4 separate regions of the Homo sapiens genome follow, and regions 1, 2 and 3 are each linked to region 4. The links are chromatin loops, found by intact Hi-C in ENCODE. Cell type or tissue: endothelial cell of umbilical vein. All regions are shown on one strand. Each heading gives the region's core, and the rest is flanking DNA. Links, peaks and the distances in the headings are about the cores only. Region 1 has its middle 9.3 kb from the start of SYNC. Region 2 has its middle 5.8 kb from the start of BSDC1. Region 3 has its middle 19 kb from the start of ZBTB8A. Region 4 holds the start of FNDC5 (fibronectin type III domain containing 5).

Region 1 (7,771 bases), core at 1,054-6,053, 160 kb after region 4:
GGTGGAGAGGGGTCAGGGAGACACAGCCATGCCTGTGGGAGCCACCAGCCTGCTGGGGGAGATCCAGCTCAGCTCTGCTCCTGGAGTACCTGGCTGAAGCAAGGAAGGCCCATTCTGTTCTTGCGGCTCCAAGGCTAGTTAGTGAACATATCTAGCATGGCCCAAGGGCTCCAAAGCCTGAAGTAGAAGCAGCCTGGTCCAGGAGCTCCTGGGCTGGTAAGGGAGACACTCCTGAGCCCAGGTCCTCAAACTAGTTGGGGAGATAGAGCATTCGCCTGGGATTCCCAGTCTGATGGGAGCAAATTGCCCTCTCCTAGGGGCTCCTAGGCTGGTAAAAAACACAACTCTTTCCGGGCGCGGTGGCTCACACCTGTAATCCCAGCACTTTGGGAGGCCAAGGCAGGCGGATCACCTGAGGTCGGGAGTTCGAGACCAGCCTGACCAACATGGAAAAACCCCGTCTCTACTAAAAATTAGCCGGACATGGTGGCACATGCCTATAATCCCAGCTACTCGGGAGGCTGAGGCAGGAGAATCGCTTGAACCTGGGAGGCGGAGGTTGCAGTGAGCCGAGATCGTGCCATTGCACCCCAGCCTGGGCAACAAGAGCAAAACTCCGACTCAAAAAAAAAAAAAAAAAAAAAAAAGGCTGGGCGCGGTGGCTCATGCCTCTCATCCCAGCACTTTGGGAGGCTGAGGCGGGTGGATCACAAGGTCAGGAGTTCAAGACCAGCCTGGCCAACATGGTGAAATCCCGTCTCTACTAAAAATACAAAAGTTAGCCAGGCGTGGTGGCGGGCACCTGTAATCCCAGCTACTCAGGAGGCTGAGGCAGGAGAATCGCTTGAAACCGGAAGACGGAGGTTGCAGTGAGCCGAGATTGCACCACTGCACTCTAGCCTGGGCAAAAGAGTGAAACTCCATCTCGAAGACAAAAAAACATAACTCTTGCCAGGTGCAGTAGCTCATGCCTGTAATTCTAGCACTTTGGGAGGCTGAGGCAGGTGGATCACCTGAGGTCAGGAGTTCAAGACTAGCCTGGCCAACATGAGGAAATCTTGTCTCTTCTAAAAATACAAAAACTAGCCGGGCATGTTGACGGGTGCCTGTAATCCCAGCTACTCGGGATGCTGAGGCAGGAGAATCACTTGAACCTGGGAAGCAGAGGTTGCAGTGAGCCGAGATCTTGCCACTTCACTACAGCCTGGGCGAAAGAGTGAAACTCCATCTAAAAAAAGAAAAAAAAAACACTCTTGTTCTCAGGGACCCCAAGTCACAAAAGAAAACAGACCTGGGACACAGAGGAGTAGTGAGCACAGATGAATTCAGCTTTGTGCGTGAGCCTGTTGCATATTTGTGCACCATTTGTGACTCTGTGCATGTGTGTGCGTGTGTGTGTGGCTGTGTTGACTCTGTGTATGTGCCTTTGAGCCGAGGCTGTTGAGAAAGCTTAGTGAGTGTGGACCCAGTTGGGTGGAATCGCTTATTCATTAGACACACATTTACCAAACATTCACAGGGCAGGGCCCTAGGCATAACATGGAGCCCTTGACTGATGAGGTTCTTGTTTTTGAGGGCTTCACTCTGTAATGAGGGGAGATTAGGCACTAAACAAAAAAATCCTGCTGGGTATGGTGGCTCACACATGTAATCCCAGCACTTTGGGAGGCTGAGTCGGGCGGATCACCTGAGGTCAGGAGTTCGAGACCAGCCTGGCCAATATAGTGAAACCAATAGAGTGAAACCAATATAGTGACCAGCCTGGCCAATATAGTAGTTTTGTAAAAATACAAAAAGTAGCCAGGCATGGTGGTGCACACCTGTAGTCCCTCCCAGCTACTCAGAAGGCTGAGGCAAGAGAATTGCTTGAACCCAGGAGGTGGAGGTTGCAGTGAGCCGAGATCGCGCCACTGCACTCCAGCCTGGGGGACAGAGTGAGACTGCATCTTAAAAAACAAAACAAAACAGCCGGGCGCGGTGGCTCACGCCTCTAATCCCAGCACTTTGGGAGGCCGAGGTGGGCGGATCACAAGGTCAGGAGTTCGAGACCATCCTGGCTAACACGGTGAAACCCCATCTCTACTAAAAAAATACCAAAAAAAATTAGTCGGGCGTAGGTGGTGCACGCCTGCAGTCCCAGCTACTCGCGAGGCTGAGGCAGGAGAACGGCGTAAAACCCGGGAGGTGGAGCTTGCAGTGAGCCGAGATCGCGCGCCACTGCACTCCAGCCTGGGAGACAGAGCGAGATACTGTCTCAAAAAAAAAAAAAAAAAAAAAAAAAAAACAAGAAATGCAAAAGAAACTCAGGCGACCATAGGACCACAGGGAGGGAGCGTCCTGGAAAAAGTGATATTTAAGCTGTGTTCTGAGTAACAAGCTTTAGGGCTTGGGGAAAGGGTGTTCCAGATACAAGGAGTGGCATGTGCAAAGGCTGTGGACCTGGGAGAGGACACGGGGAAAGGTTTTTCTGGAGAAGATGGCTGGATGGGGTTTTGGAAGCGGTAAGGAGAACAAACGGGGCGTTGCTTCAGTTTGAGGGATGTAGTGGGATTGGCCAGGGGAAGATTGCTGGCTTGGGCCTGCACCTGGGGACGGAGGGGCAGTTCCCAGAGGAGTCCAAGGAGCTGAAGGTGCTGCCAACTCCAGAGAGGAGTAGGGAAGCTCCGAAGAGGGGGTTTAGGGAGAGAGCTCCTGGACTGGCCTCTGGGCTGTGCTAGGGGAGAGAGAGACCCATGGAGGCCCGCGAGCCTGGGAAAGGGTCCCCAGCGTTCTCATTCCACAAAGGAATTCAATCAGAGCTCCCTCACAGGACAGAGGGAATTACGGTACATGCACTTCTCCTAAGTTGCTCATTTATTCCTCTCAAGAACTATAATACATTTCCCATTTGAAAACAAAGGAGGCTGGGCGCAGTGGCTCACGCCTGTAATCCCAGCACTTTGGGCGGCCGAGGCCGGTGGATCACAAGATCGGGAGATCGAGACCATCCTGGCTAACACAGTGAAACCCCGTCTCTACTAAAAACATATAAAAAAATTAGCCAGGCGTGGTGGCGGGCGCCTGTAGTCCCAGCTACTCGGGAGGCTGAGGCAGGAGAATGGCGTGAACCTGGAAGGCGGAACTTGCAGTGACCGGAGATCGCGCCACTGCACTCCAGCCTGGGCGACACAGCCAGACTCCGTCGTCTCAAAAAAAAAAAAAAAAAAAAAAAAAAAAAAAAGGAAGCAGAAGCTCAGAGAAGCCTAAGGGTACAGAGCGGGGAAACGTGAGAGACTGCTCTGCTCTGGATTCGAACCCAGCTCAGAGTCTAAGGCCTGGCACCTTCCCTGAGTCCCACAGCCTCCCAGCAAGCGCATGCGCCCTTTAAACTCCAGCAGCTCGCTATGGGTGGATCTGCGGCTATTATTGTTGTGTGTTCATTATCACTGCGGTGCTAAAGGACGTCCTTGATTCAGCTGGGACGCCGACCTCCCCACTGTCGGCGCGCCATCGGTCCTGAAAACTCAGGGCCCGGGCGGCCCCGCGCGGCTGCGGCGGAAAAGACAACCCCCGGGGCGCGGGGTCGGCGTGGCGGCGCCCCCTGGAGGCAGTGCTCGGCATTGCCCGACCTGGGGAGGAACGACCCTGAACGCAGCTTCCTCTGAAGCGGTGGCTGGTGGTCAGCACCGGGTAGGCCCCAATGGCTCCCAGACAGCGGTCCCAGAGGGCAGGGAGAAAGAAGGAAATAAAGAGAAGAACACTTATCAAGTGTCTCTTGTATACTGGGCAAAAGGCTGGGCATTTCCTGCACATTTTCTCATTTAACGCCCACCCAATCTCATTTCCTAGAAGCAGAATCAGGGGGCCAGGCGCGGCGGCTCACGCCTGTAATCCCAGCACTTTGGAAGGCCGAGGCGGGTGGATCACCTGAGGTCAGGAGTTTGAGACTAGCCCGGCCAACATAGTGGAACTCCGTCTCTACTAAAAATACAAAAATTAGCCTGGCGTGGTGGCAAGTGCCTGTAATCCTAGCTACTCAGGAGGCTAAGGCAGGAGAATTGCTTGAACTCGGGAGGCGGAGGTTGCAGTGAGCTGAGATCCAGCCACTGCACTCCAGCCTGGGTGACAGAGTGAGACTTTGTTTCAAAAAAAGAAAAAAAGAAGTGGCCGGGCGCTGTGGCTCACGTCTGTAATCCCAGCACTTTGGGGGGCCAAGGTGGGCAGATCACGAGGTGAGGAGATCGAGACCATCCTGGCTAACATGGTGAAACCCCATCTCTACTAAAAATACAAAAAATTAGCTGGGCGTGGTGGTGGGCGCCTGTAGTCCCAGCTACTCGAGAGTCTGAGGCAGGAGAATGGCATGAACCTGAGAGGCGGAGCTTGCAGTGAGCTGAGATGGCACCACTGCACTCCAGCCTGGGTGACAGAGCAAGACTTGGTCTCAAAAAAAAAAAAAAAAAAAAAAAAGGAAGCAGAACCAGAGAGGTTAAGTAATTTGCCCGGAGACACAAAACAAGTCTGTGGCCATGCCTGGGCCCCTTGGGGCTAAGTCTGAGGATGGAAAGGCTGCCAGATTCCCACTAGACTATAAGTCTCTGAAAGTCAAGGTTAATGACAATGATGTGGATAACACATCATTTATTCGTGGAGGCAGTGTATTGAATCTTGGGTGCCACCATTTCCTCTCTGTGTGACTTTGGTCAACTAAGTTGCATAACCTCTCCAAGCCTCAGTTTTCTCATCAGTAAATGGGCTTTATTACAGGCCCCATGTTATAGGGCTGTTCTGAAGATTTATTGCATTAAAGCAGATAAAATGCCTTCTAGCCCAGGTGCAGTGGCTCCGGCCTGTAATCCCAGCACTTTGGGAGGCCCAAGCAGGCAGATCACCTGAGGTCAGGAGTCTGAGACCAGCCTGGCCAACACGGCGAAATCTCCTCTCTACTAAAAATACAAAAATTAGCCAGGCATGGTGGTGGGTGCCTGTAATCCCAGCTAATCAGGAGGCTGAGGCAGGAGAATTGCTTGAATCCGGGAGGTGGAGGTTGCAGAGAGCCAAAATTGCGCCACTGCACTCCAGCCTGGGTGACAGAGCGAGACTCTGTCTCAAAAAAAAAAAAAAAAGACTAGTTTAGCATCTGGCTTGCAGTAGGGGCTCAAGAATATAGCTAACATCATTTACTAATTTGGCCACTATTTGTTTTTTCTTTTCATTCTTTATTCTCTTCTATTTGTCTTATTCATTACTATACTCTTCATGAACACATCATTTGGCCACTATTTGTTGAAAACCTAGGGACAAGGGACACAGCCATGAAGTCATACAGATATAGGTCTTGCTTTAATGACTTACTGTCTTTGTGTTCTTAGGGTTTAACACATTGTCTGGCCTAACAAATGGTGAAGTGAATGAATGAGCGAGTGAAAACACATGCTGTAGTCAGCCAGCCCCTGGTTGCAGCTTCAGAGAGAGGAAGCAGGAGAAAGGGGAGTTTCAAAAATAATAGTTAATTATTTCTTGTTTTTGTTTTGTTTTGAGACAGAATTTTGCTCTTGTTTCCCAGGCTGGAGTGCAATGGCACGATCTCGGCTCACTGCAACCTCCGCCTCCTGGGTTCAAGCGATTCTCCTGCCTCAGCCTCCCGAGTAGGTGGGATTACAGGCATGCACCACCATGCCCAGCTAATTTTGTATTTTTAGTAGAGACGGGGTTTCTCCATGTTGGTCAGGCTGGTCTTGAACTCCCGACCTCAGGTGATCCACCCACCTCGGCCTCCCAAAGTGCTGGGATTACAGGAGTGAGCCACCGCGCCTGGCTGTGTTATCTAATTTTACAGAGAAGAAAACAATTTCCATGAAGTGGAGTGACTTTCCTAAGGTCACACAGCAAGTAAGCGCTCCAAAGCTTGGATTCATACCCTGGCTCTCTAGAAGCAGTAGGTCAAGGCTGGGTGCGGTGGCTCATGCCTGTAATCCCAGCACTTTGGAAGGTCAAGGCTGGAGGATCGTTTGAGTTCAAGAGTTCAAGACCAGCCTGGGCAACATGGTGAGATACCCCTCTATCTGGCTGTGATCTGTACAAAAAATAAAATATTTAGCCGGGTGGGGTGGCACACACCTGTGGTCCCACTGATCATACCACTGCACTCCAGCCTGGGCAAGAGCAAGACTCTGTCTGAAAACAAAAAACAGAAGTGGTGGGTCTGAGGGCCCTGCCAGGGCATCTCTGTACCACCCTCCTCCCACCTCTAGACGGGTTGCTGGAGCTCTTGGCACAAAGAAAGTGAGCAGAGGCCAGGCGTGGTGGCTCATGCCTGTAATCCCAGCACTTTGGGAGACCCAGGAGGGCGGATTGAAGGTCAAGAGTTCACGACCAGCCTGGCCAATATGGAGAAACCCCTTCTCTACTAAAAATACAAAAATTAGCCAGGTGTGGAGGCAGGTGGCTCAGGAGGCTGAGGCAGGAGAACCCAGGAGGCAGAGATTGCAGTGAGCCAAGATCATGCCATTGCACTCCAGCCTGGGGGACAAGAGCAAGAACGCCGTCTCAAAAAAAAAAAAAAAGTGAGCAGAATGGCCTCCACCTGCATCAGTAGTAATGGGGAATGTGCTACTCTCAGCTTGGAGAGCAGCTCCACTTCCAGTGGCTCATGTGTTGAGCCTCACATTTGATTGCATTTCACAACAACCCTGTGAAGAGGGTGTTAATTGCCCATTTTGCTGAGAGGGAGCTGAGGTTCAGGGAGGTTGGTTTCCCAGGGTCCTATAGGATCTGCTCTGGGGTCTGGTAGAGACAGCTGCCAAGGCCATGCCTCCCCTGCTGCCCTCTGGTGCCTCTCCACTTCCCAGCTCATCCATCCATTCCTCCCACACGCATGTCCACTCACTCACAGTCCCCTGCCTGCCCCATTCTACCAGCCACAGAAACTACAGTCCTAAGACAGAGGGACCCCTTGGGTGGGGACCCTGCCTGGAGTGGCACCCAGAAGTCTTCACTCGAGATGAAATTTGTTCACAACTTTTCTGATTCTGGTTTTTGGTGCGTTTTTTTTTTTTTTTTTTTTTTTTTTGAGACAGAGTTTTGCTCTTGTTGCCCAGGCTGGAGCACAGTGGCACAATCTTGGCTCACTGTAACCTCCACCTCCCAGGTTCGAGCAGTTCTCCTGCCTTAGCCTCCCAAGTAGCTGGGATTACTGGCATGAGCCACTACACCCAGCCAATTTTTGTATTTTTAGTAGAGACAGGGTTTCACCAGGTTGGCCATGCTGGTCTCGAACTCCTGGCCTCAGGTGATCCACCTGCCTCAGCCTTCCAAAGTGCTGGGATTACAGGCGTGAGCCACCACGCGTGGCTCTAGTTTTTGTATTTTTATTTTATTTATTTATTTATTTGTTTATTTATTTATTTTTTTTTTGAGACAGAGTCTCGCTCTGCTGCCCAGGCTGGAGTGCAGTGGCGCAATCTCAGCTCACTGCAAGCTCCGCCTCCCGGGTTCAGGCCATTCTCCTACCTCAGCCTCCCATGTAGCTGGGACTACAGGTGCCCGCCACCATGCCCAGCTAATTTTTGTATTTTTAGTGGAGACGGGGTTTCACCGTGTTAGCCAGGATGGTATTGATCTCCTGACCTCGTGATCTGCCCGCCTCGGCCTCCCAAAGTGCTGGGATTACAGGTGTGAGCCACCACGCCCGGCCTAGTTTTTGTATTTTTAGTAGAAACCGGGTTTCACCATGATGGCCAGGCTGGTCTTGAACTCCTGACCTCAGGTGATCCACCTGCCTTGGCCTCCC
Region 2 (7,771 bases), core at 977-5,976, 470 kb after region 4:
TGCAGTGAGCCTAGATCGCGCCATTGCACTCCAGCCTGGGCAACAAGAGCAAAACTCCATCTCAAAATATATATATATATAATCTATATAATATATATTACATATTTTGCTATATTTCCTCTGAGCCAGTCCACAGTGCCATCTTTTGGGAACTCTGGTAACAGAGCCACCCTGGAGACAAAGTTCTTCTTTGCTCTTTGGGCTACAATATTCCACCCCTTTGGTTGTTCTAAGAATTCTATGAGACAACAGTGCCTAGCACACAAAGGATGCTCCCCTTTTGTCAATTATAAAGTGATACGTAAATATATGGGAGTCTGGGGAGAACAGGGCTTTGCTCAAAATCACATAGGACATTAGGAGTACAATCAGGACCCGTGTATTCTGGTAAAAGTTTAACAATTGGCTTGGCGGAAGAAGGGGCATGATTTGTATTGTTTGTGGATTTTAATGATTAAACACTCCCACCTTCATCAATTTTAAGGTGCCAATGTGACATCAATCACTGAATGCAGAGTTGAGGAGAGATATCTCCTATTAGGCCGGGCATGCTGGCTCATGCCTGTAATCCCAGCACTTTGGGAGGCCGAGGCAGGTGGATCACCTGAGGTCAGGAGTTCAAGACCAGCCTGACCAACATGGTGAAACTCTGTCTCTACTAAAAATACAAAAAAATTAGCCAGGCATGGTGGCATGCACCTGTAACCCCAGCTACTCGGGAGGGGGAGGCAAAAGAATCGCTTGAACCCGGGAGGCAGAGGTTGCAGTGAACCGAGATAGTGCCACTGCCCTCCAGCCTGGGCAACAAAAGTGAAACTCCGTCTCAAAAAAAAAAAAAAGTACACTATTATATAGTATTTCCACCATATAGATACAATAAATGTAAGTTACTTCAAGAACACAGATGAGCTCTCTGCTCTTGCCATACAACATACAGACACATCTCGTGTAGCACCAGCAGCAGCCTTGAGACATCATGGTGTGAGTGAAGGCCAGAGTAAATAGATGGGACCATATTGGAAGCCTGTTTACCAGGGCTGCTTTTAACTCTAGCAAAGTGGATAGTGTCACCATCTATGACCACTTCATTCAGGTCAACTCCATGGTCTACATGTTCTAGTATGACTCCACCCATGACAAGTTCCAAGGCACCATCAAGGCTAAGAACAAGAAGTTTGTCACCAATGGAAATCCCATCACCATCTTCCAGGAACAAAATCCCATCAAAATCAAATGGGCTGGTCCTGACGCTGATTATGTTATGAAGTCCACTGGCATCTTCACTGCCTTGGAGAAGGCTGGGGCTCACTTAGAGGGTGCAACCAAAAGGGTCATATCTGCTCTCTCTGTTGATGCCCCCATGTTTGTGATGGCCGTGAACCTTGAGAAGTATGAAAACAACCTTGTGATTGTCAGCAACGCTTCCTGTACTGCCAATTGTTTAGCTGCCCTGCCCAAGGTCATCCATGACAACTTTGGCATCATGGAGGGACTCATGGCCACAGTTGGTGCCAATATTGCCACCCAGAAGACTGTGGATGGCCTCTCTGGGAAACTGTGGCGTGATGGCCACAGGACTCTCCAGGACATCATCCCTGCATTTACCCACTCTACCAAGGCTGTGGGCAAGGCCATCCCTGAGCTTAACAGAAAGCCCACTGGCATGGCCTTCCATGTCTCCACTGCCAACATGTGGGTTGTAGACCTGATCTGCCATCTGGAGAGAGCTGCCCAAATATGATGACATCAAGAAGGTGGTGAAACTGGCATCGGAGGCCACCCTCAAGGGCCTCCTGAGCTACACAGAGCACCAGGTTGCCTCCTCCAACTTTAACAGAGACACCCACCTTTTCCACCTTCAATGCTGGGAATGGCATTGCCCTCAAAGACCACTTTGTCAAGCTCATTTCCTGATATGACAATGAATTTGGCTACAGCAACAGAACGATATACCTTATGGTCTACATGGCCTCCTAGGAGTAAGGGCCCTCTGAACCACCAGCCCCAGTGACAGCACGAGAAGAAGAGAGGCCCTCAGCTGCTGGGGAGTCCCTGCCAAACTCAGTCCCCCACCACACTGAGAATCTCCCCCTCCTGAACACTGTTTCCATGCCAGGCTCCCTGAAGAATGGGAGGGGACTATGAGACCGCACTTTGTCATGTACCATCAATAAAGTCCCCTGTACCCAGCCAAAAAAAGTAAAGTGAGCATAAATGATAGTGAAATATATAAAAGTAATTACATAGTGATGAGTTTGGGTTATTTATTACCTTTGTTTTTATTTTATTTATTTATTTTTTAGAAATGAGCTCTTGCTCTGTCACCCAGGCTGGAGTACAATAGTGTAATCATACCTCGCTGTAACCTTGAACTCCTGGGCTCAAGCGATCATCCTGCTTCAGCCGCCTGAAAAGTTGCGATTATAGGTGTGAGCCACCACACCCAGCTCTATAACTTATTTAATGGTAAGTTTATAAAATTTAATTAAATAATGTCCGTGTTCAACAACCAGCTTTTAAAATTCCTTTTTTTCTTTTTCTTTCTTTTTTTTTTTTTTTGAGACAGGGTCTCCCTCTGTCACCCAGGGTGGAGTGCAGTGGCTCGATCCCTGCTCACTGCAACCTCTGCCTCTCAGGCTGAAGTGATTCTGCTGCCTCAGCCTCCCAGGTAGCTGAGACTACAGGCGTGAGCCACCACACCCGGCCAAAATTCCTGAAATGTTAACAATCAGCTCTAGAGGGCTGAACTAGAACCAGTCCATGGGCTTTTAGGCATTCCCTGTGCTGCCTGCATCAGTAACTTAGGCATTTTGGTCTTACACTGGGTTCTACAAATTACGCAGCCAGTCCTCCTGCCAACTCTATGCTGGAATCTGCACGCCAAACCGAGGGCGGGCTTGGGCCTTGGAAATTTCTGAAAGGCTTGAGTCACCTCCCAGGATTATCCCAGGCCTAGCAGCCTTCCACGGAGGAACCCCACCCTGTCCAGAGGAGCCAGAAGGCCTCTCCTAGGAGCCGGGGAGATAGGGAGCCGGGGAGCCCGGGAGCCAGCTTCCCGTGAAGAATGAGTCCACAGCACCATCTGGTGGCACCTGGGTGTCAGGGCTCCTTGGGAGCAAAAGCCAGGATCCTGGGATAAGAATCACCTGCCAATTCTAATGGGGTGGGTAGGGGGAGTAGGAAAAAAATCATCTGCCAAAAGGGGTCCAGCAGTGTCAGAGGGGGGATTTGAGTCAAAGGAGGGTCTGAGGGTGTGGGATTTACCTGCATTCATACTTTGCCTAAGAGCTGCAGGAGACTGTAGAGGCCCCAAGGACAGTGAAAAAACTGAATTTCAGAGAGAAAAAGTGACAACTGCCCATAAACCAGTATTAAAATCTAGCTCTGCTGACTCCCAAACCAGTGTTCTTTCAACATACTGTTTAACTCAACAGATGTCCATTAGCCCTCTACCAGCGCCTAGCATTGTATGAGGCTCTGAGGACAGGGGTAAGGAGGTAAGACAATCATAATCCCTACATGAGGACTTTATGCCTTGCAATGTGCTAGGTGTTTTATTTATTTTCTTTAGTCATTACAACAACCAGAATTAGTATCCCAATGTTAAGGATGAAGACATTGGCCGGGCACAGTGGTTTATGCCTGTAATCCCAATACTTTGGAAAGCCAAAGCAGGTGGATCGCTAGATCCTAGGGGTTCGTAGACCAGCCTAGGCAACATAGCAAGACTCCATCTCTACAAAAAAAAAAAAAATTAAATTAGGCATGGTGGCACATGCCTGTGGTCCCAGCTACTCAGGAGGCTGAGGCAGGAGGATCACTTGAGCCTAGAAGGCTGAGGCTGCAGTGAGCCATGATCATGCTAGTGCAGTCCAGCTGGGGTGACAGAGTGAGACCTGCCTCAAAAAAAAAAAAAAAAAAAGGATGAATATGTTTGATGCCAGAGGTTATGGCAGTGAAAGGAGCCAACGGTCAAGGTACTGGGGTGAACAGATAAGGAAGACCAAAGAAACCCAAGCAAAGGGTCCCACTGAATCCACAGTCACTAGGGACATCATGGGCGAGCACTCTGCTGGGCCTGGGGGTGAGGAATGAGACAAGGTGAAGATAACGAAGGACAGGATGCCTGCAGCTATCATCTGGGTGGGGAGGCAGGACATAAGGTTGGAAGAAGTTAAGACTAGCATGAAATGCACAGAAGCTTGATTTTATTAGACAGCCTTGGGTTCAAATCCGAGTTCTGCCATTTCCTAGCTGTGTTACCTTGAGAAAGTCACCCCATATCTCAGAATCTTAGCTTTTTCACTTTTATTTAAAAAAAAATAATAGAGGCCGGGCACAGTGGCTCATGCCTGTAATCCCAGCACTTTGGGAGGCTGAGGCAGGCGGATCACCTGAGGTCAGCAGTTCAAGACCAGCCAGGCCAACATGGCGAAACCCTGTCTCTACTAAAAATACAAAAATTAGCTGGGTGTGGTGGTGCACGCCTGTAATCCCAGCTACTCAGGAGGTTGAGGCAGGAGAATCGCTTGAACCTGGGAGGCTGAGGTCGCAGTAAGCCAAGATTGCACCACCGCACTCCAGCCTGGGCGACACAGTGAAACTGTCTCAAAATAATAATAATAATAATAGAGATAGGGTGCCATTATGTTGCCCATACTGGTCTCAAACTTCTGGGCTCAAGCAATCCTTCCATCTCAGCCTCCCAAAATGCTGGGATTACATGAGTCACCGTGCCTGGTCACCTTCTTCATTTATAAAATGTAGATTAAAAATAGTTCCCACCTCATTGAGCTTTTGGGAAGGTACACTGTATAAAGTGCTCACCCCAATGGCACCGTTAGATCTGTTAACAGTAGCATTCAATCATTTGATCACATCATCTTCACAACACAAATCATTTCCTTATTCCAAACCTTTGGTGACTCTCCTCTGTCCATGAATTTTAAGTCCTGCATTCAAGGCTCTCAAGAATCGAGATGTTAATGACCTTTACAGCCTCACGTCCATCCTCTCTTTTCCTTTTTCTTTTTAGCTATTCCAGATTGCTCTAAATTAGTCCTGTCTTTGTCCTCACTCTCCTTGCATTTATTCTTTCATTCACTGAACAAATATTGAGTGTCTATTATGTACCAAACACTGTTGTAGGTGCTAGCCGTAGACAAGTGAACAAGACAGACAAAAATCCTGCCTTCATTGAGGTTGCATTTCTAGTCTGAAGGAGGCAAACAATTTTTTAAACAAAGTATAATATACAATATGTCAGAGAAGAGAAATGGGGGTGCTTGTTATGCAACTTGTGATTTTAAATAATGTGGTCAGGGTGAGTAAGAAGATTATATTCAAGTAAAGATCTGAATGAGGTGAAAGTTAGAAGCACATAAATATCTGGAGGTAAGTGCAGTCTAAACAAAAGGAACAGCAAGTTGAAAGGCCCCAAGTCAGGAGAGTCCCGGGAATTTTCAGGGAATATCAAAGTAGCCAATGTGTCTGGAGCAGAGTGACTAAGGGGGCCAGTAATGTGAGGTCAGATCAACTATACGGGGCCTTAAAGGAGACTGTGAGGACTTATTGGCTTTTTCTCTGAGTGAAATAAGAGGACATTGCAGAACTTTGGGCAGAGGAAGGCTGTAATCTGGCATGTATATACATATACATATATATATATATACACACACACACACACATGTTTTTCTTTGTTTTAAAGACAAGGTCTCTCCATTGCACAGGCAGTAATGTAGTGGCATGGTCACAGCTCACTGCAGCCTCAACCTCAAAAAATTAGCCAGGGCTGGGTATGGTGGCTCATACCTGTAATCCTGGCACTTTGGGAGGACGAGGTGGGTGGATCGCCCAAGGTCAGGAGTTCAAGACCAGCCTGACTAACATGGTGAAAACCTGTCTCCACTAAAAATACAAAAATTAGCAGAGCATGGTGGTGGGCACCTGTAATCCCAGCTACTTGGGAGGCTGAGGCAGGAGAATCGCTTGAACCTGGGAGGTGGAGGTTGCAGTGAGCCAAGATTGCTTGTCACTCCAGCTTGGGTGACGAGAAAGAAACTCTGTCTCAAAAAAAAAAAAATTAGCTGGGCGTGGTGGCATGCGCCTGTAGTTTCAGCTACTAGGGAGGCTAAGGCAGGAGAACTGCTTGAACCCGGGAGGCAGAGGTTGCAGTGAGCTGGGATCGTGCCATTGCACTCCAGCCTGGGTGACAAGAGCAAAACTCCATCTCAAAACAAACAAGCAAACAAACAAAAAACCACCAAATATCTGTTTGAGTACTTGCCTTCTATTCTTTTGGGTATATACTCAGAAGTGGAAGTGCTGGATCATATGGTAATTCTGTTTAATTTTTTTGAGGAAATGGCATATTGTATTCCATACCAGTTGCATTCCCAGTGACGTATGTCTTTTAAAAGATTACTTTCAGGCAAATGAAGACTAGACTTAAGGAAGGCAAGAGTGGATGCAGAAATATTTGTTAAGAGGCTCTTGTAATTAACCATGAGATTGATTATGGTAGCTTGTATCTACATAATAACAGTGGAGGTGGTGAGAAGTCACTAGATTCTGGTTTTGTTTGAAAGGCAGAGCCAACTGGATTTGCTGATGGGATTAGTTTGGGAGTATGAAAGAAAGTGAGAAAGCAAGGATGACTCCTAGGTTTTTGGCTCGAGCAACTGGAATAATGAGGTTCCATTTACAAATGTGGGAAAGTTTGCAGGAAGATGAGGTGGATAAATCAAGAGTTTGTTTTGGGACATGTTAAAAATAATACACCTATTACACATGCAAATAGACAAAATGAACCTGATGTTCAGAGAAAATGTATGGGTTGGAGAGGAAATTTGAGAGCCATCAGCATATACATGGCATTTAAAAGTATGAGATTAGTGAGATGGCTCACACCTGTAATCTCAGCACTTTGGGAAGCCAAGGTGGGTGGATCACTAGAGGCCAGGAGTTTGAGACCAGCCTGGGCAACATAGTGAAGCACTGCTAAAGAAAAATTAAAAGTAAGGCAACACAGGGAGACCTCATCTCTATTTAAAAAAATAATAATAGCTGGGCTTGATGGTGCATGCCTGTAGTCCCAGCTACTCAGGAGACTGAGGCAGGAGGATTGCTTGAGTTCAGGAAGTCAAGGCTGCAGTGAGCCATGATCGTGCCACTGCACTCCAGCCTGGGCAACTGATATGGTTTGGCTCTGTGTTCCCACCCAAATCTCATCTTGTAGCTCCATAATTCCCACGTGTTGTAGAAGGGACCTGGTGAGAGATGACTGAATCATGGTGGGGGCGGGTTTTTCCCGTGCTTTTCTCATAATAGTGAATGGTTCTCATGAGATCTGATGGTTTTAAAATCGGGAGTTTCCCTGCACAAGCTCTCTTCTCTTGTCTGCCACCATGTGAGATGTGCCTTTCACCTTCCTCCATCATTGTGAGGTCTCCCTGGCCATGTGGAACTGTGAGTCCAGTAAAACTCTTTCTTTTGTAAATTGCCCAGTCTCAGGTATGTCTTTATTAGCAGTGTGAAAATGGACTAATATGGCGACAGAGTAAGATCCTGTCTTAAAAATAAAATAAAATGGGCCAGGAGCAGTGGCTCACGCCTGTACTCCCAGCACTTTCAGAGGCCGAGGTGGGTGGATCACCTGAGGCCAGGAGTTCAAGACCAGCCCGGCCAACATGGTGAAACCCCATCTCTACTAAAAATACAAAATTAGCTGGGTGTGGTGGTGGGTGCCTGTAATCCCAGCTATTCTGGACGC
Region 3 (7,771 bases), core at 1,398-6,397, 350 kb after region 4:
GCTGGAGTGCAATGGCACTATCTTGGCTCACTGCAACCTCCGCCTCCTGGGTTCAAGTGATTCTTCTGCCTCAGCCTGCTAAGTAGCTGGGATTACAGGTGCCTGCCACCACACCTGGCCCTAGTATGTCTTTTTGTTTTGTTTTTTAAAGAGACAGAGTTGGCTGGGCACGGTAGCTCACGCCTGTAATCCCAACACTTTGGGAGGCTGAGGCAGGCGGATCACCTGAGGTCAGGAATTCGAGACCAGACTGGCCAACCTGTCTCTACTAAAAATACAAAAAAATTAGCTGGTGTGGTGGTGCATGCCTGTAATCCCGGCTACTCAGGAGGCTGAGGCAGGAGAATCGCTTGAACCTGGGAGGCAGAGGTTGCAGTGAGCCAAGATCGCACCACTGCACTCCAGCCTGGGCAACAGAGCGAGACTGTCCCAAAAAAAAAAAAAAAAAAAAAAAACCGCATGCGGTAGCTCACACCTGTAATCCTAGCACTTTGGGAGGTTGAGGTATGTGGGTCACCTGAGGTCAGGAGTTTGAGACCAGCCTGGCCAACATGGCAAAACCCCACCTCTACTAAAAATACAAAAATTAGGTGCACATGGTGGCACGCACCTGTAATCCCAGCTACTCAGGAGGCTGAGGCAGGAGAATTGCTTGAACCTGGGAGGCAGAGGTTGCAGTGACCTAAGATCGTGCCACTGCACTCCAGCCTGGGTGACAGAGCGAGACTCCGTCTCAAAACAACAACAACAACAAAAACAAAAAACATACTAGGTCTTATTTTTTCTAACTGTATATTTGTATGCTTTTTTTTTTCTTTTTCTTTTTTTTTTTTTTTGAGATGGAGTCTCGCTCTGTTGCCCAGGCTGGAGTGCAGTGGCGCGATCTCGGCTCACAGCAACCTTTGCCTCCCAGGTTCAAGCAAGTCTTGTGCCTCGGCCTCCTGAGTAGCTGGGATTACAGGCATGCGCCACCACACCTGGCTAATTTTTGTATTTTTAGTAGAGACAGGGTTTACCATGTTGGCCAGGCTGGTCTGGAACTCTGGACCTCAGGTGATCCACCTGCCTCAGAAGCCCAAAGTGCTGGGATTACAGGCATGAGCCACCGAGCCTGGCCAGGAAAACTCCTATTTTTCCTTCAATATTCAGTTCAGACATCAACTCTCCTGGGAAGCCTTATGGCATCCCTCCGCTCTGCTTCTGGAGGGCCCTAAACAAACATCTCCATTACTGTTCTTATGAAAAATGTTCTTGACTTTTCCTCTGTCCATTTCTTCAACTATGGAGGACAGCCATTTCCTGTTAGTTTGCTGAAGTCACTTACATGTATGTGCCCTGTGTCAGGTCCACTGCTGATGTCAGTAGTGTACAGCCCAGAGACATAAACCATGCCACGAATTTGAACATAGAAACTTTAATATAAAGAATTATACTAAATTATCCAGGTGTGGTGGTGGACACCTGTAATCCCAACTACTCGGGAGGCTGAGGTGGGATTATCAATTAAACCCAGGAGGTGGCAGTTGCAGTGAGCCAAGATCATGCCACTGCACTCCAGCCTGGGCAACAAGACTCTGTCTCAATAAAAAAGAAAAAAGAAAAAAAGAAGCCAGGTGTGGTCGCTCACGCCTGTAATCCCAGCACTTTGGGAGGCTGAGGCAGGTGGATCACCTGAGAGGTCAGGAGTTCGAGACCAGCCTGGCCAACATGGTGAAACCCTGTCTCTACCAAAGATACAAAAATTAGCCAGGCATGGTAGCACATGGCTATAGTCCCAGCTACTTGGGAGGCTGAGACAGAGAATTGCTTGAACCCAGGAAGCGGAGGTTGCAGTGAGCCAAGATCATGCCACTACACTCCAGCCTGGGCGACAAAGTGAGACTCTGTCTCGGGGCAGGGGGAGTGGGGGGAAGAAAAAAAGAATTATTATTTTCATTTTTATTTTTTTCAGACGGCGTCTCGCTCAGTCACCAGGCTGGAGTGCAGCGACACGATCTCAGCTCACTGCAACCTCCGCCTCTGGGGTTCAAGCGATTCTCCTGCCTCAGCCTCCCGAGTAGCTGGGACTACAGGTGCACACCACCAAGCCCAGCTAATTTTTGTATTTTTGGTAGAGACAGAGTTTCACCATGTTGGATGGTCTCGATCTCTTGACCTCGTGATCTGCCCGCTTCAGCCTCCCAAAGTGCTGGGATTACAGGCGTGAGCCACTGTGCCCGGCCTAGAAAAAAAGAATTATTAACTAGTAAAAGGTGGGGAGACGTTTTTTGTTTTGTTTTGTTTTGTTTGTTTTTTGAGACGGAGTTTCACTCTTGTCACCCAGGCTGGAGTGCAATGGTGCAGTCTTGGCTCACTGCAACCTCCACCTCCCAGGTTCAAGTGATTCTCCTGCCTCAGCCTCCCAAGTAGCTGGGATTACAGGCGCCTGCCACCATGCCCAGCTAATTTTTGTATTTTTAGTAGAGACAGGGTTTCACATGTTGGCCAGGCTGGTCTCGAATTCCTGACCTCAGGTGATCTGCCCACCTCTACCTCCCAAAGTGCTGGGATTACAGGCATGAGCCACCACACCCAGCCAAGAGAGATTTCTTATAAGGAATTGGCTCATGGGATTATGGAGGCTCACAAATCCAAATCTGCAGTGTGGGCAGGCTGGAGACATAGGAGAGCTGACAGTGCAGTTCCAGTCCACAGAGTCTGCTGGAGAATCCCCTCAGGAAGGTTGCTCTTTGTGTTCTATTTGGGACTTGAGCTGATTGGATGAATCCCACCCATGTTATGGAAGGCAATCTGCTTTACCCAAAGCTCACAGATTTAAATGTTAATCTCATCAAAACACCCTCCAAGTTGACACACAAAATTGACTAGCACAGGTAATTATCTACTAAAATGGAAACAGGGCTCCAAAGAAAACAGGAATACAGCCAGGCATGGTGGCTCATGCCTGTAATCCCAGCACTTTGGGAGGCCGATGTGGGAGGATCACTTGAGCCCAGGAGTTTGAGACCAGCCTGGCCAACAAATTAGCCAGGCATGGTGGTGCATGCCTATCATCCCAGCTACTCAGGAGGCTGAGGCAGGAGGATCACCTGAGCCTGGGAGGTTGAGGCTGCCATGAGCCATGATTGCACTACTGCACTCCAGCCTGGGGGACAGAGTGAGACCCTCTCTTAAATACATAAATAAACAAACAGGAATAGCAAATGTAGCAAATGGCAAAGACAACAGGACCAGCTATTACCTTTAAGGTTGAAGGAGAGTACTCAAGGAAAGAAGAAACTTGCAAGAGGACTTCCTTTCCCATGCCCCACCAAAGACTGGGATTTAGACCTCTTCAGAGAGGATATGTCTGCCGCCTGCTGGATGGTGAAGTTCATTGAGGTGCCACAGGTGTGGGCTGGAAGATCTGTGGCCACCCACCAGGGTGCCAGCAAACTCACTGCAGGGTGGGCACCATTCCCCATGGAGCTGTACTGTAGGATGAAGAAGAAAGTTGCACTGAAGCCGGGCACGGTGGCTCAAGCCTGTAATCCTCGCACTTTGGGAGGCTGAGGCGGGTGGATTGCCTGAGGTCAGGAGTTCGAGACCAGCCTGGCCAACGTGGTGAAACCCCGCCTGTACTAAAAATACAAAAATTAGCCAGGCATGGTGGCGGGCTGAGACAGAAGAATTGCTTGAACCCCGGAGGCAGAGGTTGCAGTGAGCTGAGACCACGCTATTGCACTCCAGCCTAGGCAACGAGAGTGAAACTCTGTCTCAAAAACAAAAAAACAAAAAAAAACTTGGCCTGGCGCAGTGGCTCACGCCTGTAATCCCAGCACTGTGGGAGGCCGAGGTGGGCGGATCACATGTCAGGAAATCGAGACCATCCTGGCTAACACGGTGAAACCCCGTCTCTACTAAAAAATACAAAAAATTAGCCTGGCGTGTTGGCGTGAGAGCTGTAGTCCCAGCTACTTGGGAGGTTGAGGCAGGAGAATGGCGTGAACCCGGGAGGCGGAGCTTGCAGTGAGCCGAGATCGCGCCACTGCGCTCGAGCCTGGGCGACAGAGCGAGACTCCGTCTTTAAAAAAAAAAAAAAAAAAAAATTACACTGAAATCACTAAGCCCCTGCCTCTGCTATTGCAGTGTCCCTCTGGCGCCCTCTATTGACAGGGCCTAACATTGCTCTAGCTGGGAAAGAAGAAATGTTTATAGAGTCCAGCTGGTTGCACAAAGCAGGGCAAAAAAAGCTTAAGTTTGAAGTTAAGTGATGATAAATTGATAATTTGCATACATTTGAGGAATAAATGAATGTCTTCATCACCAAAACTGTAACTAACTAGGAGGATCATCGGTTATCTGAGATATTCAAGTGAGAAAAATATTTAAATTTAATAAAGAAAGATGTGGGACTCTTCATTGGAAGAAAAGGGGAAAATAGGCGGTTGGACAAACCGCTGGTGACCAGGGAGATAAAAGACTAATAGAAAGCAAAGAGGAGGGGCCTGGTGCGATGGCTTGCGCTTGTAATCTCAGCCCTTTGGGAGGCCAAGGCAGGAGATCGCTTGAGCTCAGGAGTTTGAAACCAGCCTGACCAACATGGCAAAACCCTATCTCTACAAAAAATACAAAAAATTAACCAGGCGTGGTGGTACGCACCTGTGGTCCCAGCTACTCGGGAGTACTACTTGAGCCTGGGAGACAGAGGTTGCAGTGAGCCAAGATCATGGCATTGCACTCCAGCCTGGGCGACAGAGTGAGACCCTCTCAAAAAAAAAAAAAAAAAAGCAAAGAGGAAACAAGAAGCTGGAACAGATACCTGTGAATTTGTACCAGCTCTTTAACAAATGTAATGATCTTACCCTCATCTTACTCATCTCAGAATTAGAAACTTATACTTTATATGTTTATTATTCCAGTGACTATAGTTCCCATACCACACTTCAAAACACATCATCTAACAATAACTGCAGTCATGCACCACATTTTGGTCAACAATAGACTGCATATACAACAGTGGTCTCTTAAGAATATAATGGAGCCGAAAGCTTCCTATTGCTTAGTGATGTTGTAGCTGCGGTAGCATCCTAGCACTGCGGTGACACTGGTGTAAACAAATCTGTGCTAACAGTCATACAAAATTCTAGAACACATAATTATGTACAGTGCAGAATACTTGATAATAAATGACTATGGGCTGGGCACAGTGGCTCACCCCTGTAATCCCAACACTTTGGGAGGCTGAGGTGGAAGGATCACGAGGTCAGGAGTTCAAGACCATCCTGGCCAACATGGTGAAACCCCATCTCTACAAAAAATACAAAATTAGCTGGGCATGGTGGCGCGCGCCTATAATCCCAGCTACTCGGGAGGCTGAGGCAGGAGAATCACTTTAACCTGGGAGACAGAAGCTGCAGTGAGCTGAGATCATGCCACTGCACTCTAGCCTGGGCAACAGAGCGAGACTCCATCTCAAAAAAAAAAAAAGTTACTGGTTTGTGTGTTTAAATACTATACTTTTCATCATTATTTTGGAATGTACTCCTTCTAGTTATATTTTTAAAAGTTTTCTGTAAAACAGCCTCAGGCAGGTCCTTCAGGCGGTATTCCAGAAGAAGATACCATGATCATAGGAGATGACAGCTCCACGCGTGTTATTGCCCCTGAAGACCTTCCAGTGGGACAAGATATATAGATAGAAAACAGTGATATTGGTAATCCTGACCTTGTGTAGGCCTAGTCTAGTCTAGTGTGTGTGTGTGTTGGTGTGTGTGTGTCTTAATTTTTCACAAAAAAAGTTTAAAAAGTAAAATTAGCCGGGTGAGGTGGCTCACGCCTGTAATCCCAGCGACTTTGAGAGGATGAGGTGGGCAAACTGCTTCAGCTCAGGAGTTCAAGACCAGCCTGGGCAACATGGCAAAACCCTGTCTCTACAAAAAGCCCAAAAATTAGCCAGTCATGGTGTTTCAAAAAAATTTTTTAAATAGGAAAATGCTTATAGAATAAGGATATAAAGAAAGAAAATATTTTTGTACCGCTGTAGAATGTGTGTTTTAAGCTAAGTGTTATTACAAAAGAGTCAAGTGGGTTTTTTTGGTTTTTGTTTTTTATTTTGAGACAAGGTCTCCCTCTGTCACTCAGGCTGGAATGCAGTAGCTTGATCATGGCTCACTGCAGCCTCAAACTCCCAGGCCTAAGTGATCCTCCCCACTCAGCCTCCAGAGTAGCTGGGACTATGGGCGCTACCATGCCCAGCTTATTTTTTATTTTTTGTAGAGATGGGATCTCACTAAGTTGTTTAGGCTGGTCTTAACTTCCAGGCTCATGCAATTCTCCGGCCTCAGCCTCCCAAAGTGTTGGAATTACGGGCTTGAGTCACCACACCTGGCCTAAGAAGTTTTTTGTTTTTTGTTTTTTTTTTGAGACGGAGTCTCACTCTGTCGCCCAGGCTGGAGTGCAGTGGCGCGATCTCGGCTCACTGCAAGCTCCGCCGCCCGGGTTCCCGCCATCTCCTGCCTCGCCTCCCGAGTAGCTGGAACTACAGGCACCCGCCACTACGTCCGGCTAATTTTTTGTATTTTTGGTAGAGACGGGGGTTCACTGTGTTAGGATAGTCTCGATCTCCTGACCTCGTGATCCACCCGCCTCGGCCTCCCAAAGGGCTGGGTTTACAGGCGTGAGCCACCGCGCCCGGCCGTAAAAGTTTTTTAAAAATTAAAAAGTGTATAAAGTAAAAATGTTAGAGCAAGCTAAAGTTAATTCACTATTGAAGAAAGAAATTTTTAAAAATAAATTTAGCCAGCTGGGCGCGGTGGCTCAGGCCTGTAATCTTAGCACTTTGGGAGGCCGAGGTGGGCAGATCACCTGAGGTCAGGAGTTTGAGACCAGCCTGGCCAACATGGTGAAACCCTGTCTCTACTAAAAATACAAAAATTAGCTGGGCATGGTAGCGCGTGCCTGTAATCCCAGCCACCCAGGAGGCTGAGGCAGAATTGTTGGAAGCCAGAGGCGGAGGTTGCAGTGAGCTGAGATCGTGCCACTGTACTCCGTCCTGGGTGACAGAATGAGACTCTGTCTCAAAATAAATAAATACATTTAGCCTAAGTGTACCGTGTTTATAAAGTCTACAGTAATGTCCTAGGCCTTCATATTCAGTTACCACTCACTCACTGGCCCTTCTAGAGCAACTTCCAGTCCTGCAAGCTCCATTTATATAGTAAGTGCCATTAGGTGGACCATTATAGGTGTACCTTTTGTTAATTTTTGATACTTTTTTTGGGGGGGTGGTGGGGGGACGGAGTTTCTGTCTTGTTTCCCAGGCTGGAGTGCAATGGCACAGTCTCTGCTCACTGCAACCTCTGCCCCGCTGGGTCCAAGCCATTCTCCTGCCTCAGCCTCCCGAGTAGCTGGAATTACAGGCTCGCACCACCACGCCCGGCTAATTTTTGTATTTTTAGTAGAGATTGGGTTTCACCATGTTAGCCAGGCTGGTCTCAAACTCCTGACCTCAGGTGATCCACATACCTCAGCCTCCCAAAGTTCTGGGATTACAGGCGTGAACCACCACGCCCAGCCAATACTACATTTTTACTGTACCTTTTCTATGTTTCAATACAGAAATACCATTGTGTTGGCCGGGTGCGGTGGTTCACGCCTGTAATCCCAGCACTTTGGGAGGCTGAGGCGGGCAGATCACCTGAGGTGCAGAGTTCAAGACCAGCCTGGCCAAGATGGTGAAACCCCATCTCTGCTAAAAATAAAAAAATTAACCAGGCATGGTGGCAGGTGC
Region 4 (7,736 bases), core at 2,737-7,736:
CTTTATAATAATACCCACTGCAACATTTATAGATACTTAGCACGTGCCAGGTCCTGCGCTTTCCTCTTCACATGTAACATCTCCTGTGTTCCCCAAACACCACGCTGGGATGGATGCCAGGAGAGTGATTTGCCAGAGGTCACACTGTAGTGCGGGGCTGAGCCAATGTGTGAGCCCAAACTGTTTGGCTCCAAGCCTTGGACTCTTGCCTTCCTCACCAGACCCCTTGATGCCAGACCCATAAGCACTCACCCCGGGACCCACAAACACAGATGGGTGTGTCTGGCAGCAGGTGGGACCAGAGCCAACTAGAATGCCAGCATTCCTGGGCTTGTCACTCTGGGCCATCATATTCCCTCTTCAGCCTCCAGCCATTCCTGGGTCGGAGGTATGAGGGGAGGTTTAGACAACACAGGGATTTTTTCTTTCACTTATTTCTTCCCAGTGTGCAGAAAAGGAACTTTGAGCAGCAAGAACAAGACCCACTGAGAATCTCCTGCCTGGGAAGCCACCCGGGTTCCCTTCCCTTCCAGCAAAGGGATGAGTCCAGCTGCTGGATCTGTCCTCCAGCCTTCTCTGAGACCTCTCATGCAGACTTTTAACAAAGGGGCCTGAGGCCAGAGGCTGGGCCAGCTGCATCATCCTGAGCGGGGAGTTGGGTGGGCCAGGTAGGGGGATGGCTTCCAGGAGGCAATTTTCAGCAAAAGGATGGTCTGGCAGTGTTGCCAGGAAGGCAGCAATGCCCCTCACTAGAGGCATCCCAGGTTGGCAGGCACTGGATACACCCTGGTGAGGAAATTTGAGACAAGCAATGACCGAGTCCCTGCAACATCCTCGTCATCATCTTTGTCGTCATCGTAGCTACCACTGATTGGACACACTTTGTGTCAGGCGCTTTAAGATATGATACAACTGCCACTACTGCTAATAAAAATGGCAGCTGCTAGGAACTCAGCCCTTATGTGGCTGATCTTCATTGACTCCTCACAGAACCCTATGAGGCAGGCACTATTGTTAGGCCCATTTATAGATGGGGAAACTGCGGCTCAGAGAGGTTCAGAGACATGTTTACAGGCAGAGGCAGCAAGATGCAGGCTCTACCTGGCTGCTGCGTCTGTGGTCGGCTCGCCTGGGAGTTGACCTCCTGAGAGCTAAGCAGCAGGCAAGGCAGCCTCTGCCAGCCGGGGCCTCCTCCTGGGGCTGTTCCTGCGCTGGGGCAATGTGGGCTTCACTGTGGCTGAGGTGGCGCCCTCTGCTGGCTGTGCCCAGGCTGTGCAGAGCCACGAGGGAGGTCCTCCGTGGACTTGGGTTGTGGGAGGTGGACCGACCCTGGAGACTCAGGGTCAGACCTTCACTGCGGATGGCCGCTGTTCGCCAGTGAGAACAGATGCCAAGGTCACTCCGGCAGTCTGGGGCTGAGCTGAGGAGTGAACGTAAAGGCAGTCTTCACTCCCAGGCTTTTGTCCTTCTACCCCTCTCTCATCTTCCCCTAGCTGCCTCCACCTCTTCCACTGCCTTCCACTCTGAGCCTCTAAAATGGGGCCTCTGGCCCCACTGTTTCTGAGGAATCTGGGTGACTGGTGTGCAGCTGAGAATCTGTCTCCAAAGGCAAAGCCAGGGTCCAGGCTTTGAGGCCTGGAGCTGCCACTGACTGGCTTTGTGATACTGGGTGAGATTCTCAACCTCTCTGAGTGCTGTTGGATGGGAGCCTTCCTGTGTAGACTCTGAAGAACTGAAGAGATTTGAGGAGGTCTCCTTTACCCGATTAGAAGGCTCTATTCTGCCGCTCCTCCTTCTCCCTTCCCCCCTCCCCGTCCTCCTCCCTCCCCATCCCCCCCACCCCCCGCCCCCGTCCTCCTACCTCTTTCTTTCTCTCTTCCTCTTCTCCACCCCTGACCAGAGGAGGCATTTTAGGCTCAGAAAGCTAGAGTTACTTGGCCCTATGTCACCCAGCCAGGGGTTTCTGGCTTCAGAATCTGGACTTTGGAGGGCTGACCTCTGCCCTGCTTCCTTTTCATCTCCTCCTATATGTCTGATCCATCAGCTCCTCCTGCAAAAAAAAAAACAAAAACAAACAAAAAAAAAACATCCCAAATCCTCCATCGACTTCTCTCTCTGTCCCCTGCCACCACCCAGGCCAACACTGCATCCTTTCTGGCCGTGAGACCGCAGCACCCTCCTTGCTTCCTCACAGGGCACCTGGCCCCCCACTCCTGTTCTCTGCCATCCAGCCTGCACACTGGAGCGGGCAAAGTGAGCCTTTTAAAATGCAAATCACATCCCATCTCATCTCCCCTCGAAGCTTCCCATTGTGAGTGGGATCAACCTAACCTCCCTTCCACACCTGGAGGCATGTGTTATCCAATCCCACCTGCCCTCACTGCCTCCTTCTTGCTTATAAAGCTCCAGGCTCACTGGCTTCTTTCTGTTTCCCCAACATGCAAGCTTGCTCCTGCCCCAGGGCCTTGGTACTTGCTCTTCTGGGGCTGGAGCTCCCTTCCTGTGCTGTGTGCTGCTGCCTCCTTTGCCTTCAGGTGTCAGTTCAGGTGACTCCCCCTCAGCCCACACCATGTAACGTCGCCCCACCCAGCCACTCTCCACCACATGACTTCATTGTTTTCATAGCCACTCTCGGTCTCTGAAGATATTTCATTTGGTCATCAGCTCACTTGTTTATTGCTTTTCTCTCCCCCTGGAATATGAGATTCACATGGGGCAGGGACCCTGTTGTCTTGGTCACAGCTGTGATGCTGCTGGCAGTTAGTAGGTGCTCAATAAATGTTTGTTGAATAAATAAAGCCCTTCCTAGCCCCAGCTTCTCTTGCAAGCTCAGAACAATCTTTCCAATCTAGTTCTACTTTTCCTGCTCCCAATGTCACAGCTCAGAGCCTACAGCAAACGCCCACATAAACATTCTGCCTCTCCTGCTTTCCCTCCACAGAAACACTCCACTTTTCCAGACCTCAGGGCTAATGATTCCTCTTTCCCTCTGTTTCTTTCCTCTCACTTGGCTAACTTCCACCTGACTGTCAGTACTTATTAAGCTCAAGCATCACCTCTTCCCAGAAGCCCTTCCTGCTTTCCTCTCAAGTTAATTACCTTTTCTGTCCCTGTAGGCCCCAGGTGCCTCCTATTCCAGAAGGCAGTCCCCTCTTTGTATTTTAAGAGCATCTCTCTCCTCTTCCCCGGCCATGAGAACTCCCTAAGGACTAGGACCAGTCTGGTTCATCACTATGTCCTCAGCACCACCAGCACTCAGGAAATACTAAACTGGCCTGACTTCATCATTGCCATGATGGGGATTTTGAGGATTAGAGAGGCTAGATCAGTGTCTCCCAGCTGTATGACCCATGGCAAGCCCCTTCTTCTCTTCAAGCCTCAGTTTCCTCATCTGTAAAATGGGTATAATTCCAACTCCTCTGAGGATTCAAAGAGTCTTCCCTTATGTACATAATGTGTCAGCACGGGAAAAGTGTTGGGTGAGTAGGGGGTCCCTTGTCTTGGCCCTGGGATTAGCAACTGCCTCTGTGAGCAATAAGTCCCCTTGAGCCCTTCAGGGAAGGAGATTGATGTGATGTCCTCTGGTGAGCCCTGAGCCCTGGATCCTTGTCCTCAGAGGTCCTTAGAGGTGAGGGGATACGGTAGGCAGACTGGATCAAGCCCTCAACTTGCAGCCGCATAATTTAATTTGAGACATGTCTCTATAGTTCACTGGCTGTGTGACACAGGGCAAGTCCCCTTACCTCTCTGATCCTCAGCTTCCTGATATGGAATGGAAGTTAATGACACATACCAGCCTAAGACTCAAAATAACATGGATAAAGTCCGGGCGCGGTGGCTCACGCCTGTAATCCCAGCACTTTAGGAGGCTGAGGTGGGTGGATCACCTGAGATCAGGAGTTCGAGACCAGCCTGGCCAACATGATGAAACCCCGTCTCTACTAAAAATAAAAAAATTAGCCAGGCATGGTGGTGGGCACCTGTAGTCCCAGCTACTCAGGAGGCTGAGGCAGGACAATCACTTGAACCTGGGGAGCAGAGATTGCAGCAAGCCAAGATCACGCCACTGCACTCCAGCCTGGGCAAAAGAATGAAACTCCGTCTCAAAATAAAATAAAACAATAACATGGATAAAGTAGGTGCTCAATTATTATATCCCCAAAGCAACTCCTGACCTCCTGATTCTTCCTGTGATTTGCAGGGCGGGTGAGGGGTGTCTAGTGACCATCCTTGACTGGGGCCATGACCATCCTAGGCTATAAAAAGGAAACTTCCTATTCTAAATGGGTACCCGGGGCTGGCTTGGGCACCTGCAGCCTGAGTTAGGTGCTGAGACTCTGGACACGCAGGAGGGTCCAAATGCTGGTGACCCCATTAGGTGTCAATGTGTAAGTGACCGGCCAGCCCTCAAGGGGGTCTCTGTGGAGTCCTCCAAATGAAGCCCAGTGAGTGCAGCTTGGGAGGACAGAGGCGCACCCTTAGTCCCTACCCAGGTCCTCATGGTTTCACTCATTCTTTCACTGCTGTGTTTCCAGAATATTACACAGGGCCTGGTCCATAATAGGTGCTCAATAAACATATGATGGAAGAATGATTTTTTTTCCATACAGTCAACAATCATTTAATGAGCCCCAACTGCATCGTAAGCCTTGCGCTAAGGGATGGGGTACATAAAGTGGCTGGGTTTTTTTGAGATGGAGTCTTTCTCTGTCACCCAGGCTGGAATGCAGTGGTGTGCTCAGCTCACTGAAACCTCTGCATCCCAGGTTCAAATGATTCTCATGCCTCAGCCTCCAGAGTAGCTGGGATTACAGGCACACACCACCATGCCCGGCTAATTTTGTATTTTTAGTAGAGACGGGGTTTCACCATGTTGGCCAGGCTGGTCTCGAACTCCTGACCTCAGGTGATCCACCCACCTCGGACTCCCACAGTGCTGGGATTACAGGCGTGAGCCAGCGCCCTGGCCTGCAGTGGCTGCTTCTGACAGCTCCCTCCCAAGTTCACCCAGGGCTCCACTAAATCCTCCCAGCCAGCTCTCACTGGCTGCCAGATTCCAGGCACCAGGGCTTTCCCCAGAATTAAGGCCCAAGCACCCCATGCATCATGAGGACTGAGAAGGCTGTACCCCCACAGTCACAACTCTCCAAATCCTCCAAGCCCCCTCCTTCAGCCGCCTTCTCTCTCAAGCCCTCAGGCACTGCCATCTCCTCCCTCCCAATGCCCTACATCTATCTAGGTTTTACCCAAAGAGGCCAGCAGATGGCGCCAAGGTTCCCCTTTCCCCAGCGCTGGACTGGAGGCCAAGACCCCACCAGGACCCTCCCTCCTTTTCTCCCCTGCAGGGACGGGAGTAGATTCTGTGTCCTCTAACTGAACCCTCTCCTTCCTGCTGGTTCCTGTGCTGGAGGCCTGAAGAGGCTCCAGTTGCTCCTGCGGGCCTCCTGGTTGTCTTCCTGTCTGATGGATGGGGGGTGGGGGGTCCCTAGGGGCTAAGCTGCAGCTGGTGGGGCGGGGCCGGGTGGGGTGGGGCAGGCAGCAGCTGCGGGGAGAAAGAGAGAGAAGATAATAAGGGGAGAGAAAGAGAAAGAGAGCAAAGAGAAAAGAGAGAGAGAGGTGCTCTGGCTCCGGGGCTCTTCTCCCAAACGGGTCGAGGTCCCAGCTGAGGCTCTCCCAGGACAAGGTATGTGGCGGGGGAAATGATAGGGCTGGGCAGTGTCACCCTGCCGAGTGGGGCAGGTCTGGGGGCACTGAGGGGATGGGCAGGAAAATTCTGCTGCTCAACAAGAGCCCCTAAGCTCGCTTCCATCTCACCCCTTCCAAGGTGACCAAGGAGGAACACAGGGCCAGCGAAGGAGTCCTGGGTGGGCATAAGGAGAGGAGGGTTGTCTATCGCTCCTCTTGACCCACTGTGTGAATCTGCACCAAGCTCTTCCCATCGGTAGACCTCACTTCCTTAATGTAAAACCAGGGGGATGGAGAGGAAGACCCTGAAGACGTTTCTGTGGCAGAACTTTGCAAGACGTCTCCTTTCCAAAGAAAATTAGCCCTTCCAGGGCTTCTGGAAAACCTTTAAGACCCAAAGGAATGCCCCGCTAGTAGTGGAATTTCGGATAGTCGTGGGAGGGGGCTCAGGGGTTCTTGCTGAGACAAAAGGCCCTGAGCCCTGGTCCATGCCTCTCTCCTCCACCTTGTTTCTCTGGCTGAGATGAGGGAAGGGGGCTGGAGCCACTCCCCTTCTCAGAGATGCTCTTAGAGATTGCTGCAGACTGTTTTCTGGCTGGGGAGGAGCTGGCCCCGGCCAATTCTAGAGTCTCACGAATCTCCGGATGGGTGAAGTCACTCTGGGTGGGGAGACAGTTCAGTTAAGCACAGCTTTGGGAGTCAGATCAGCCTGTGTTCAAATCCTGGCTCTGCTGCGGGTCCCTGGACAAGTCAAGTAGCCTGTCCAAGCTGCAGGCTCCTCCTGTGCAAAGTGTGCAGAGTATGACTTTACAGGGTTGCCCTGAGAATTAAGCCACATAATGCAAAGAAAGCTCAGCATAGTATCTGGCCCCTGGTAGACGCTCATTACTGCCCTCACTATGGGGATGAAAATGAAGGAAAAGGACTGGCCTGGGGTCACAGAGCTGGACTCTCCAGTGAGACAGAGCAGCCTCTTCCCAACCCCACTGGAAACACGGAGCCCTAGTGTCCACTTAGCACTCTCTGCTCACCCCAGCCTTACTGTGATCTCTCCCCTCTGCTCCCGTCTGCCCCAGCCGCAAGGCCTCGGGTCTACCGTGGAATGAGGGGATCCCTAGGCCCAGGGAAGGGAGGCGCGCTTAGGGGTGGGGGCACAAACGGGCATCTCGGTGGCACTTGTCCTCTCTCTACCCTGGGAAAGGGCAGAAAGCGGCAGCCAAGTCAGGGCTGTGCACGGGAGAGAGAGTGACCGCGGCGGGGGCGCGGAGAACCCCGCTGGGCTCCCGCTCGGTGAGAGGGCGGGAGCCGTGGGTCCGCGAAGCCCCTTCCTCCCCGGCAGAGGACCTAATAGGCAGCGGGGGCGGGAGTGGGGGCGCCCTCCGGTCCTCACCCCGCCCCCGCACCTCTCCCCGCAGCGGGGGCGCCCCGCCCCCCGGGCGCCCGACGTGGACGCGGCCGCCGCCACCGCCGCCGCGCGGGAGTCGCTGTCCGCGGAGCCGACATGCAGGCGGCTCGGGGCGGCGCAGGGCGGCCGGAGCGGCCGGGCCGGCCGGGCCGGGGGCCGGAGCGCGAGCGCGAGCGGCCGCCGGGCGCCGGAGCCGCGTCCCCCTGCGCCGCCCCGGGCCTGCCGGCCGGAGGAGCCACCATACACCCCGGGTCGCCGAGCGCCTGGCCGCCCCGCGCCCGCGCCGCGCTCCGCCTGTGGCTGGGCTGCGTCTGCTTCGCGCTGGTGCAGGCGGGTAAGGGGGCCCGGGGCGGGGGGCCGGCGCCGGGGCAGGCTCCTCTCGAGCCCAGCTACCTGGGAGTCCCCTGGTCCTTTCTCTGCCCCCTAGGGACTCCTGTCTCGGCCCAAACACTGCTCCCCTAACCCAGCCCCCAGCGTCTTCCTACCTCCTTGACCCCCAGACCTGTCCTTCAGTTTCCAAATCTCCCCTGTCACCTCAGCCCTGGGTTTCCTAGGGTCTTGTGGTCCCCAGTCCCCTAATCCCATTCCCCTAACCCCAGGTCTTTGCCTCAGCTTCCCTAGCTCCCTTCTTTGACCCAGGGAGCAG

The links. A loop is a pair of places that touch in the nucleus more often than their neighbours do. Peaks named below come from ENCODE experiments on the same cell type or tissue, not always from the same donor. Only the 100,000 strongest peaks of a DNase experiment are listed, where the experiment ranks them.
Region 1: it touches region 4 in a loop (11-fold over the local background); 63 of 110 quality-filtered maps call a loop at or near these places.
Region 2: a loop joins it to region 4, with 13 times the contacts of the local background. A loop is called at or near these places in 18 of 110 quality-filtered maps.
Region 3: a loop joins it to region 4, with 16 times the contacts of the local background. A loop is called at or near these places in 22 of 110 quality-filtered maps.

Annotation. Positions count from the first base shown.
Region 1 is chr1:32,708,148-32,715,918 of GRCh38, reverse strand. No RefSeq gene overlaps it. Among named protein-coding and RNA genes, the nearest start is that of SYNC, 9.3 kb to the right of the region's middle. RefSeq lists silencers at 1,297-1,591, 3,462-3,701. In endothelial cell of umbilical vein, for the core only: a CTCF peak has its summit at 3,571 (motif pointing left); a DNase peak (open chromatin) is centred at 3,458.
Region 2 is chr1:32,396,321-32,404,091 of GRCh38, reverse strand. It overlaps the pseudogene GAPDHP20. Among named protein-coding and RNA genes, the nearest start is that of BSDC1, 5.8 kb to the right of the region's middle. RefSeq lists an enhancer at 3,180-3,299. In endothelial cell of umbilical vein, for the core only: a CTCF peak has its summit at 3,098 (motif pointing left); a DNase peak (open chromatin) is centred at 3,061.
Region 3 is chr1:32,516,978-32,524,748 of GRCh38, reverse strand. No RefSeq gene overlaps it. Among named protein-coding and RNA genes, the nearest start is that of ZBTB8A, 19 kb to the left of the region's middle. RefSeq lists enhancers at 3,350-3,469, 3,520-3,569. In endothelial cell of umbilical vein, for the core only: a CTCF peak has its summit at 4,152 (motif pointing left); a DNase peak (open chromatin) is centred at 4,128; H3K4me3 peaks cover 294 bases.
Region 4 is chr1:32,870,341-32,878,076 of GRCh38, reverse strand. FNDC5 (fibronectin type III domain containing 5) reads left to right here and starts at 7,165. Exons shown (of 6, transcript NM_001441683.1): 1 at 7,165-7,424. The coding sequence starts at 7,187. It overlaps LOC105378631 (a long non-coding RNA gene), which reads right to left and starts at 2,108. Exons shown (of 3, transcript XR_947160.4): 1 at 1,862-2,108. RefSeq lists enhancers at 1,290-1,459, 4,541-5,397. In endothelial cell of umbilical vein, for the core only: a CTCF peak has its summit at 5,275 (motif pointing right); a DNase peak (open chromatin) is centred at 5,276; H3K4me3 peaks cover 858 bases; H3K27me3 peaks cover 1,721 bases.